2 separate regions of the Homo sapiens genome follow, and region 1 is linked to region 2. Evidence: chromatin contacts called from ENCODE Hi-C or POLR2A ChIA-PET data. All regions are on one chromosome and are shown on one strand. The core of a region is the stretch at or near the end of the contact, and the rest is flanking DNA. Distances in the headings are between cores, read along the strand shown. Region 1 has its middle 130 kb from the start of MIR4290. Region 2 holds the start of GADD45G (growth arrest and DNA damage inducible gamma).

Region 1 (4,144 bases), core at 1,263-3,762, 290 kb before region 2:
TATGTTGAGTGAAAAAGCCAATCTTTGGTTACATACTGTATGATTCCATTTATGTAACATTCTTGAACTGACAAAATTATAGAGATGGAGAACAGATGAGTGGTTGCCAGAGGCTGGGCGGAGGCGGGAAAGGAAGAAGGGCTGTAGCAGAGTAGTATGAGGAATTCCTGTGGGGATGGGACTGTTTTGTACTTTGATTGTGGGGTAGTCACACAAATCTGCACATGTGATAAAATTGCATAGAACTAAACACACACACTTACACATACAACTGGTGAAATCTGAATAAAGTCAATGGATTGTTTCAATATAAATTTCCTGGTTGTGATATTGTACTAAAGTTATGCAAGATGTAACTATTAGAGAACTTGAGTGTAGGGTATGTGGAATCTGTATTAATTCTTAAAACTGCATGTCAATCTGCAACTATTATCTCAAAATAAAATGTGAAAGAATTAAGTATGTAGAGATCTGGTGATACAGCCTCAAACCTACATGGCTATCTAGTAAAATTAATATAACACCCCTCTCAAAACAGATAGAATGAGGATTCATAAAGTAAGCAAAGATACATGAATTGAATAATGTGATGACTAAGCTCACACTAATAGTTACACATCAAATGTGTATCAACAACAACAGAAATGGAGACCTTTGCTTTGCTCCTGTTATGAACCTCACATGCGGTGTTCTAACAGAATTCGCACATTCATTCAAACTGTTTTTCTGTGGAAAACAGATAGCAGAAGATATATGTAATATGTAAAACTGACTGGGTACACCTGGGATATACAAGGAGTGTCTACAAATGACCAAAAGATACCAATAAGCAATTCAGAAGTGAAGATGGCCAAATCACCAACAAGTGTACTCAGAGATGTTCAAAATCACTGTTAATAGGAGACGTGCGAATTACGAGAGCAGGGAGATAGCACTTTGGACCTATACACACCTCAGATTGGCAAAGCCACGAATACACTGAGTGACACCAATAAAAGATTAGTGAAAATGGAAGTTGCCATACTCATGAACAAAGCCACAAGTGTTGCTGAAAGCAGCCAGGCATTGCTTAGAAAACCAATCGTGTTTAGCACTGAGCCAGCAACTCCACTTCTGGGGTGGCTTCCTCTTCTGGAGCCTTCACCAACAGGTCTACATGAGACATCTTTGCAGACTTTCATGACTGCATTGTCAGTGGCAGTGGAGGGGAATGGATTAGCAAAGTGTGGGTGATGCAGACTATGTCAGAAGCAACAGCTAGATGTACGGACAGCCAACAGTGACATACACACACACAAGAACACGCACACACACGGTGACTACGTACACAGGAAGGAGCAGAAAAAGAAGCATAGTATTTACATTCTACATGGATTAAAAAGCAATGTAGGCCAGGCGCGGTGGCTCACACCTGTAATCCCAACACTTTGGGAGGCCAAGGCAGGCGGATCAACTGAGGTCGGGAGTTCGAGATCAGCCTGACCAACATGGAGAAACCCCGTCTCTACTGAAAAAACAAAATTAGCCGGGCGTGGTGGTGCATGCCTGTAATCCCAGCTACTCGGGAGGCTGAGGCAGGAGAATCACTTGAACCCGGGAGGCGGAGGTTGCAGTGAGCCGAGATCATGCCATTGCACTCCAGCCTGGGCAACAAGAGCAAAACTCCATCTCAAAAAAAAAAAGGTAATGTAAATGTACAAAACACCACTTAGCAAGGATACTTACACATTTATAGTGCATAGCATATGAGCATGACGGCCTCTGGAAAATGGAGTTGAAACAGGAATAGGGTATTGGAAATAAATGGGACTTTGCATGGATTGATGCTGCTGTCTCAAACTATAAAGAGAAAATAACATAAGACTATTATATAGAGGTAGAGCGGGGGAAGAAATAAAAACAGGAGTCTTTCCAAGCGCTTGCCTCTGGGTGGTTTCCCAAGTATGATTTCATAATTCTGTGTCCTCAGACACTCTCTGAATGCCACTCACTCTCTGGGGCTCAGAGAGCACACTCTCACCAGGACAAGAGCCAAGTCTGGGGTAAAGAGAAGCTCAGGGGACAGGGTTGGGGGCTTGGGGCAGAGACAAGCTTGCAGGGCAGGTAGGAGCAGGCAAGCCTGCTTCACGTCTTGGGTGTTTTCTCTTTTTCTTGCCATGACAGGGTGATGGAGACACAGCCCTGGTGTGGGCCAGAGTCCACCCTGGGATAGGAGGCCCTGCCAAGGCAAAGTGGCCTGGTAACTTGGCGCTGTTTCCTGGGGAAAATGCAACCATTGTTTTAACACAAAACATGCTTCTGTCCCTGGCCAAGGCCCATCTGTAAAAAGTTATTTTCTTCAAAAGCTTGAAGGAAAAGGCTGCAAGAAGTGTGCTCTGGCTTCAATCTCCCTATACACAGTTCCAGGCCAAGTACAGTAAGGCCAGCCAAGCAGGGTGACCCCTGACGGTGGAGGCAGGGCCAAGGCCCCCAGCAAACAGGAGCAGCATGACGTACCAGGGATCTTAGCCTGAGCTTGGCCACAGACCCATTCAAAGCCTTGGCTACTTGCTGTCCTCTGAGTTTTACTTTTCCCCACAAGCCAGAATATCACGATCAAATGGCTGGAGGCCATGGGCCCTGTGAATGCCTTCTCCAGAGATTGCCATGGTCCTTGAATGCCTATCTCCCCTGTCCTGCCCCAAACCTCCCACAAGCTGATAGAACAGACCATGGCCTCCACCACATCATCCCCAGACAAGAGCCGGGTGGGCCCTGTGGCCAGCCTCCCTTCTCATGGCCAGCCCCTCCAGGTCCAGCCAGATACGAGGCCCCACCCACCTGTCCTCCCTGTCCCTGCGGGAGGGCACTGGAACTGGGCCTCCCAGCCAGGCGAGCATTGTGAGTGATCAGATATGGAAATACTCCTACGATCACCAGGGCACAACCAGTGGAAATCCTGGTCCTGGAAAGGACTTTTAGTTACAATATTAAATTTGAAATGAAGAAATTTTACATTTTAATTCTCAGTAAGATATCTGGGTAACGCCGCGTTGCATTTTGTAAAGGACTGTGCTGCTCATAATCTTTCCTTACCACCGCCCAAGCCACCCGGCACTGTGTAGGTCAAGGTGCCAGTAGAACTGGCACCTGAGCCTGGAGGAGGGTCCCTCATGTACCAATGGGCTCTGAGTCCACTGTCATGCCCAGTGAGCCACTCAACCAGGAGCCAAGGGGCTCAGGGGCATCAGAATGTGTGACAACACCCCCAGTGGAGCAAGCCCATGGGCAAACACCCCGACGTCCTCCCTGAGGGCGGCAAAGTCAGGCGCAGTGGCTTGTCCTTCCAAGTTCCACAGTCAGCTTGGGGGGCATTCACGCCATCCTGCCTGCTCTCCTGGGCACCTAGCACAACACTGTGGTCAAGTTTGGCCTGAGCTGGTGCAGGACCAGCGTGTGGGGAAGGGCCCTGCCCGTGGCAGGCAAGGCTCTCTGGCCCCGGGTGCAGGAGAACCCTGAGGATAAGGCAGAGCAACCTGAGAGGCAGATGCCAGAGAAGGGCTCCCCAGCACTGGAGCGGGGCCTTCCAGGGGCTCCCAATTCCCAGCTTATCTATTAAAAACTTCATAACCCTGGCACAAGAGGTTTGCTTATTTACTTTGGAAATAGCCATGCCACCCGGGCTGGAAGCTCACACTGCAGAAGCCTCCATGGCTGGCCGTTTGCTCTTCTAATGACTCCAGAGTTTGGACAATCAGAGTTTCTGATGCTGACACCAGCTGAAGTGTGTCTCCAGCAGGACACCTGCCACTGGAGGCCATGCCTCGGCCCGCGTCTGTCCAGGGCACTCCTTGAGCAAGTAGGTCCAGTGAACAAGGGAAGCACCTCCTTCCACCCAGAAGTTAATGCTATTGTCCACCTCTTGGAGGCTGGGAAGGAGGACATCTTCCTTCAGCCTCATCTCTACAAACTTTCTCTCTTTCTCTAAATTATTTCCTCTTCCACCTCCACTGGGTCACCTCCCCAGGAGTGGAGGAGCTGTCAGGGCTACTACCCATCTGAGGGCCTTGGAGGGAACCAAGAGTGGGAGGAGGGAAGGTGAGGGTTACTCCCAGTGCTGGGGGAAGAGCCTGGCCGTAAGGGAGGAGCCCTGCCTTATTCCATC
Region 2 (4,107 bases), core at 689-3,188:
GTGCAGGAAAGCCTGAGGCCTCCTGCAAGCTGTTCAGATAAGCAGCTGTAGGAGGGAGGGGGAGGAGGGCCGAGGAGGGGGAGGGGAGGCACAGGTCACTGTTATCGCCTTGGAAGGCAAGACTTCAGCTGCTGCACTGTCTTATCTCAAGTATGCTCCTGTTTTGCAAGTTTAAAATCTTCCTAAAAGGAGAAAAGTAGGAGCCAGGCTCAAGTTCTACCCTAGCACTGGGCAGCATGCCCTCCCTCTGCCAGAGGGGAGGAGCCTGTCATTCTTGCCCGACAGGAAGACGGAACAGGTGCCATCAGTTCCACGGAGTTCCAGCAATCCTCTGAAACCCTGCACGCCACCTCCCCCGACACAAAGATCCCCTACCCTCAATAAAGAGCATAAGTTTGTTTCAAAAAGTTTATTGTAAAATTCAAAGCTTCAACAGCAGCATCCTTTAGAAAACGAAGCATTGCCCGGATCCGTTTTGAAAAAGCAGCGCAGTCGGCTAAGTCCTTCACGCTCCTGCAACTGTACCAAGTCCAGGGCGCCGCTCCTTCCTGCCGAGCGCAGGCTGCTGAGTCACGCCTGCCCGGCCAGTCTGTCCTTCCTGGCCCTGAGGCCAACGTCCTAGCCTAGGCCTTCCTGGGCGAGCAGCCGCTCCAGACACTTGCAGAGTCCTCAGCTCGGACCAGCCTGGCCCTGCCGCCACCGGGCCCCTCCTCGGGAGGCCGCGCCTCCTCGCTCTCCAGGCGCCCCCCCCGCCTGCCAGTCTCCACGCCGCACTCGGGCACCCTCGGAGGGCCCCTCCACAGAGCCAGCCGCGCTCTAGGCGCCCCGGGGCGTCACCACGTCGATCAGACCAAGGTCCCCGCCGGGCTGTCACTCGGGGAGGGTGATGCTGGGCACCCAGTCGTTAACGCTGCGGCTCTCCTCGCAAAACAGGCTGAGCTTCTCCAAGGCGGGATCCTTCCAGGCGTCCTCGTTGGGGTTCTGCGGAGAGAGAGCAGGGTCAGCCTGGCTGGCCGCGGGCCGAGGCGGGAACGACACTGGGGCGGGGACAGGACGGGACTGTACTCACCGAAATGAGGATGCAGTGCAGGTCGCCCGGCGCACCCGCCTCCTCGCCGGCGCCCACGATAGCCGCCAGCCGCTGCACATCGCCCACGCGCACTATGTCGATGTCGTTCTCGCAGCAGAAAGCCTGGATCAGCGTAAAATGGATCTGCAGCGCGATGTCGCCCTCGTCCTCCTCACCCGCAGCCAGCACACAGAAGGTCACATTGTCGGGGTCCCTGCGAGGGCAAGGCGGGGACCTAGGTCAGAACCGGCTAGCCGAGTTCTCCCGCCGCCACCCCTCCCATCCGCCAGTCTCCTCGCCATTCACCCCCGCCCCTGTCTCCCAGCCTGGGCCGCGTCTACACTTACACGTTCAAGACTTTGGCTGACTCGTAGACGCCGGCAGTGAGGCAGCCCTGACGCTGCGCCGACAGCAGCAACTCATGCAGCGCTTTCCCGGCACCCTGCATCCTGCGGAGGAGCCAGCGCAGTGAGCGGGAGCCGGCCGGAGGGCGCGGCGGAGACCCCAGCCCCGGCCACCGGCACACACCCTTGGCTCCCCAACTCCAACCACACTCCAATCCCGGCTCAGCGCCTGCACCCCGGCTCTCCAACCGGGATCTGGCGCCCGGACCCCCGCGCTCCCCTCCTACCCCGCGGATTCCCACCCTGGAAAACCCTGACGGTCGCCGACCGACCAGCGGCTTTCTCAGCGCCCTGAAACCCACCTGGCTGTGCTTTCCGGAACTGTGTCCTGGCCGCGGACTTCTTCCAGAGTCATAGTGCGATCAACCAGCAGCTAGTTATCCACAAGCGGAGAGCGCGGAGGGGACGCGGGCGAACACACTGACAGCCAGAGCTCAGCACGGCGCGCCCACCACCAGCGAGTGCGCCCCTACTACGCTGCGCGCCCTTATATAGGCTGGTGGGTGCGGCGCCGCCAGCTGGCGCGAGGCTGCGCGCCTATTGGCCGGCACCCGCTTTCTGATGTAAATGAGGCGGCGAGCCAGCGGCTCGTGCCAGAAGGCCACGTGGGGAGGGGTGCGGGGGATGACAATGCCTCAAATCTGCCGCTTTTGTTGGGGTGTTACCAGGCAGACTGGAGCCTGCAGATTTCATCTCGCCTGGCTTTTTTTTTTTTTTGAAGTCCTTAAAAGGAAAAAGTAAAAAAAAAAAAAAAAGAAAAAACCCAACCCACAAAAACCTTGTTTGCTTATATGATGCTGCAATTTGCGAAAAGCACCTTTATAGAAGCAAAGGGATTTTTTTTTGCATTTTGTATTGCTACCTTTCTATTTGTTTCTTTTCTTTAATTTGAAGTCTATGAGACTGTTGCATTGGAGCCAGAAATTAAGGTAAAAACAGGTAGCGCCAGTTAGAGGCTTGCAAAAGGCAGTGGGCACAGCCCCCTGCAGCTGACCACTAGCGTCCCGAGCGCGCTGGTGATGCCTGCCAGGCATACTCAATGTGTACATTGAGCCGTCTCTGGAAGATCCCACCCCACCTCCCCGCCCTTGGCCGAGCGCGGCGGGGCGCGGGAGACGGGGGCGGGCGGGGACGAGCAGATTGCGGCCGGCGCACGCCGCTCGTTTGCATTTCTATGGAGGGCGCACAATAGCAGAGGTCTGGCGTGTGGCGGTTTGCTGTAGGGACAATCGAGGCTTTCTCTTCATAGCAACACTGTCCACCTGCCGCCGGGTGGGGTGGGCAGGACCCCGCCGCGCGTGGGGGTCGCCGGGCTGCCTGGCGCGTGGGGTCGAGGCTGAGTGCCACTCCGTGGTCCCTGAGTGCACGCCCCCAGTACTGGCCCTGCTACAAGTAATTCCCTTCCATCCGTTCCTCGCACGGGTGCCGAACAGCCGCGCGAGTTGGGAAGGACGGAGAGCTGCTGTGCAGTCTTCGCGGCTGGACGCCCTGTGGCCGGGACCCCGCGGCTGCAGCCCCTGGAGCTTAGGTAATGCAGCTCGGAATCTTTCCCGGGGCGCCATCTGCAGGCAGGTTAAAAAGATCCTGAACCCCTTTTGTCCTCCCCTCCCCCCAACACACACACCCTTGCATTGGCCTGGCGCGGGGGAAGGGCGGTGGAGAGGGACGGCCACGGAGCTGCCCGGCCGGGCCCAGTGAGCCCTGTCCAAGCTGCGCATAAATAGAACCCGAGTAAGGGCTGCAAAACGCATTCAGGTGGGACTGCAGTTACCCTGGGGAGTAGAGGGCAAAAGGAAATTCCCATCCAGTACTGATGGAGTAAGAGCCCCTACGTCTTATACCATGTTGAAATATCTTAATTACTTAAATGCGCATATGTAAAAAGCCTTTTTTCCGGCAATGGAATAAGTCTGGAAGAGATCTTGGGAGAGTTTAATAGGCTAGAGGTTGCTGCCGTTTGACCATACACGCTGGCACTTTCAGAGGATTCACCCACTGAGCACCTTCTGTGCTACGTGAAAAGGCGCGCTGGGGGACACCTCATTGCTTCCTTTTTTTGGGTGAAGCCTTGGAGACTGGCCAGGACAGTGGCGGGCCGGGTGGATTGGATGGAAACCCGGGCCCTGCCGCAAGACTGGGGCGATAATGGGAAAGTAAACAACGCCGTGGCTTTGTTCCTTTCATTCAGGCTTTCTTCAGGTGGGTGGTGAATGTACAAGGTACTTCTGAATTTGTTATGGGGAAGTTTCCATTCTGCGCTTGCAGGCAGGCACTTCTGCCAAGGTGAGAAGCTGGCGTCTTGCGCCCCCCAGCGGCTTCCTGGCAGAGGAGAGCTGCAAAAGCCCGGCCCTTCCTGGATTCTAAGAATGAAGAGCTTGCTCTCCTAGCATTTCTGAACTCCAGAGGTGTCTCCTAAGGACGGGGGGAGAGGGGAGGGGGAAGCGGAGCCAGGCGGCATTATGCCCCGTTTGTTCGCTAGTTTCTTTTCTTTCTTGATGTATAAAATGATGATATGCCTTGATTGGATAAAATATGTTAATTTTAAGTGATTGGAATATAGGTATTACTCTTTTAAAACTATTAAACTTTTCTTTTCTTTTCTTTTCTTTTTTGAGACGGAGTCTCGCTCGGTTG

Evidence for each region. Hi-C counts contacts between places; a loop is a spot of excess contacts on that map. ChIA-PET counts read pairs that join two places held with the same protein, here RNA polymerase II (POLR2A). Pooled maps may share reads with other maps.
Region 1: a loop to region 2 is called in a map of sigmoid colon, with 10 times the contacts of the local background. The contact joins the enhancer-like site here to the promoter of GADD45G in region 2. A Hi-C loop is called at or near these places in 7 of 168 maps with a recorded cell type or tissue (CD4-positive, alpha-beta memory T cell, OCI-LY7, dorsolateral prefrontal cortex and 4 more) and 14 of 50 pooled maps. POLR2A ChIA-PET finds 5 or more read pairs at or near these places in 5 of 52 experiments (H1, MCF 10A, RWPE1 and 2 more).

The regions. Positions count from the first base shown.
Region 1 is chr9:89,890,064-89,894,207 of GRCh38, reverse strand. No RefSeq gene overlaps it. Among named protein-coding and RNA genes, the nearest start is that of MIR4290, 130 kb to the left of the region's middle. Within about 2 kb of position 2,512, at least 19 of the 41 ENCODE cell types and tissues checked have a DNase peak (open chromatin) inside an H3K27ac peak, as active enhancers do; they include dorsolateral prefrontal cortex, sigmoid colon and transverse colon, where a contact is called at or near this core.
Region 2 is chr9:89,602,843-89,606,949 of GRCh38, reverse strand. GADD45G (growth arrest and DNA damage inducible gamma) reads right to left here and starts at 1,938. Exons shown (of 4, transcript NM_006705.4): 1 at 1,776-1,938; 2 at 1,417-1,518; 3 at 1,070-1,283; 4 at 395-981. The coding sequence starts at 1,828. The coding sequence ends at 871. It overlaps LOC105376139 (a long non-coding RNA gene), which reads left to right and starts at 1,934. Exons shown (of 2, transcript XR_930105.3): 1 at 1,934-4,107. RefSeq lists a silencer at 2,569-2,618 and an enhancer at 2,229-3,127.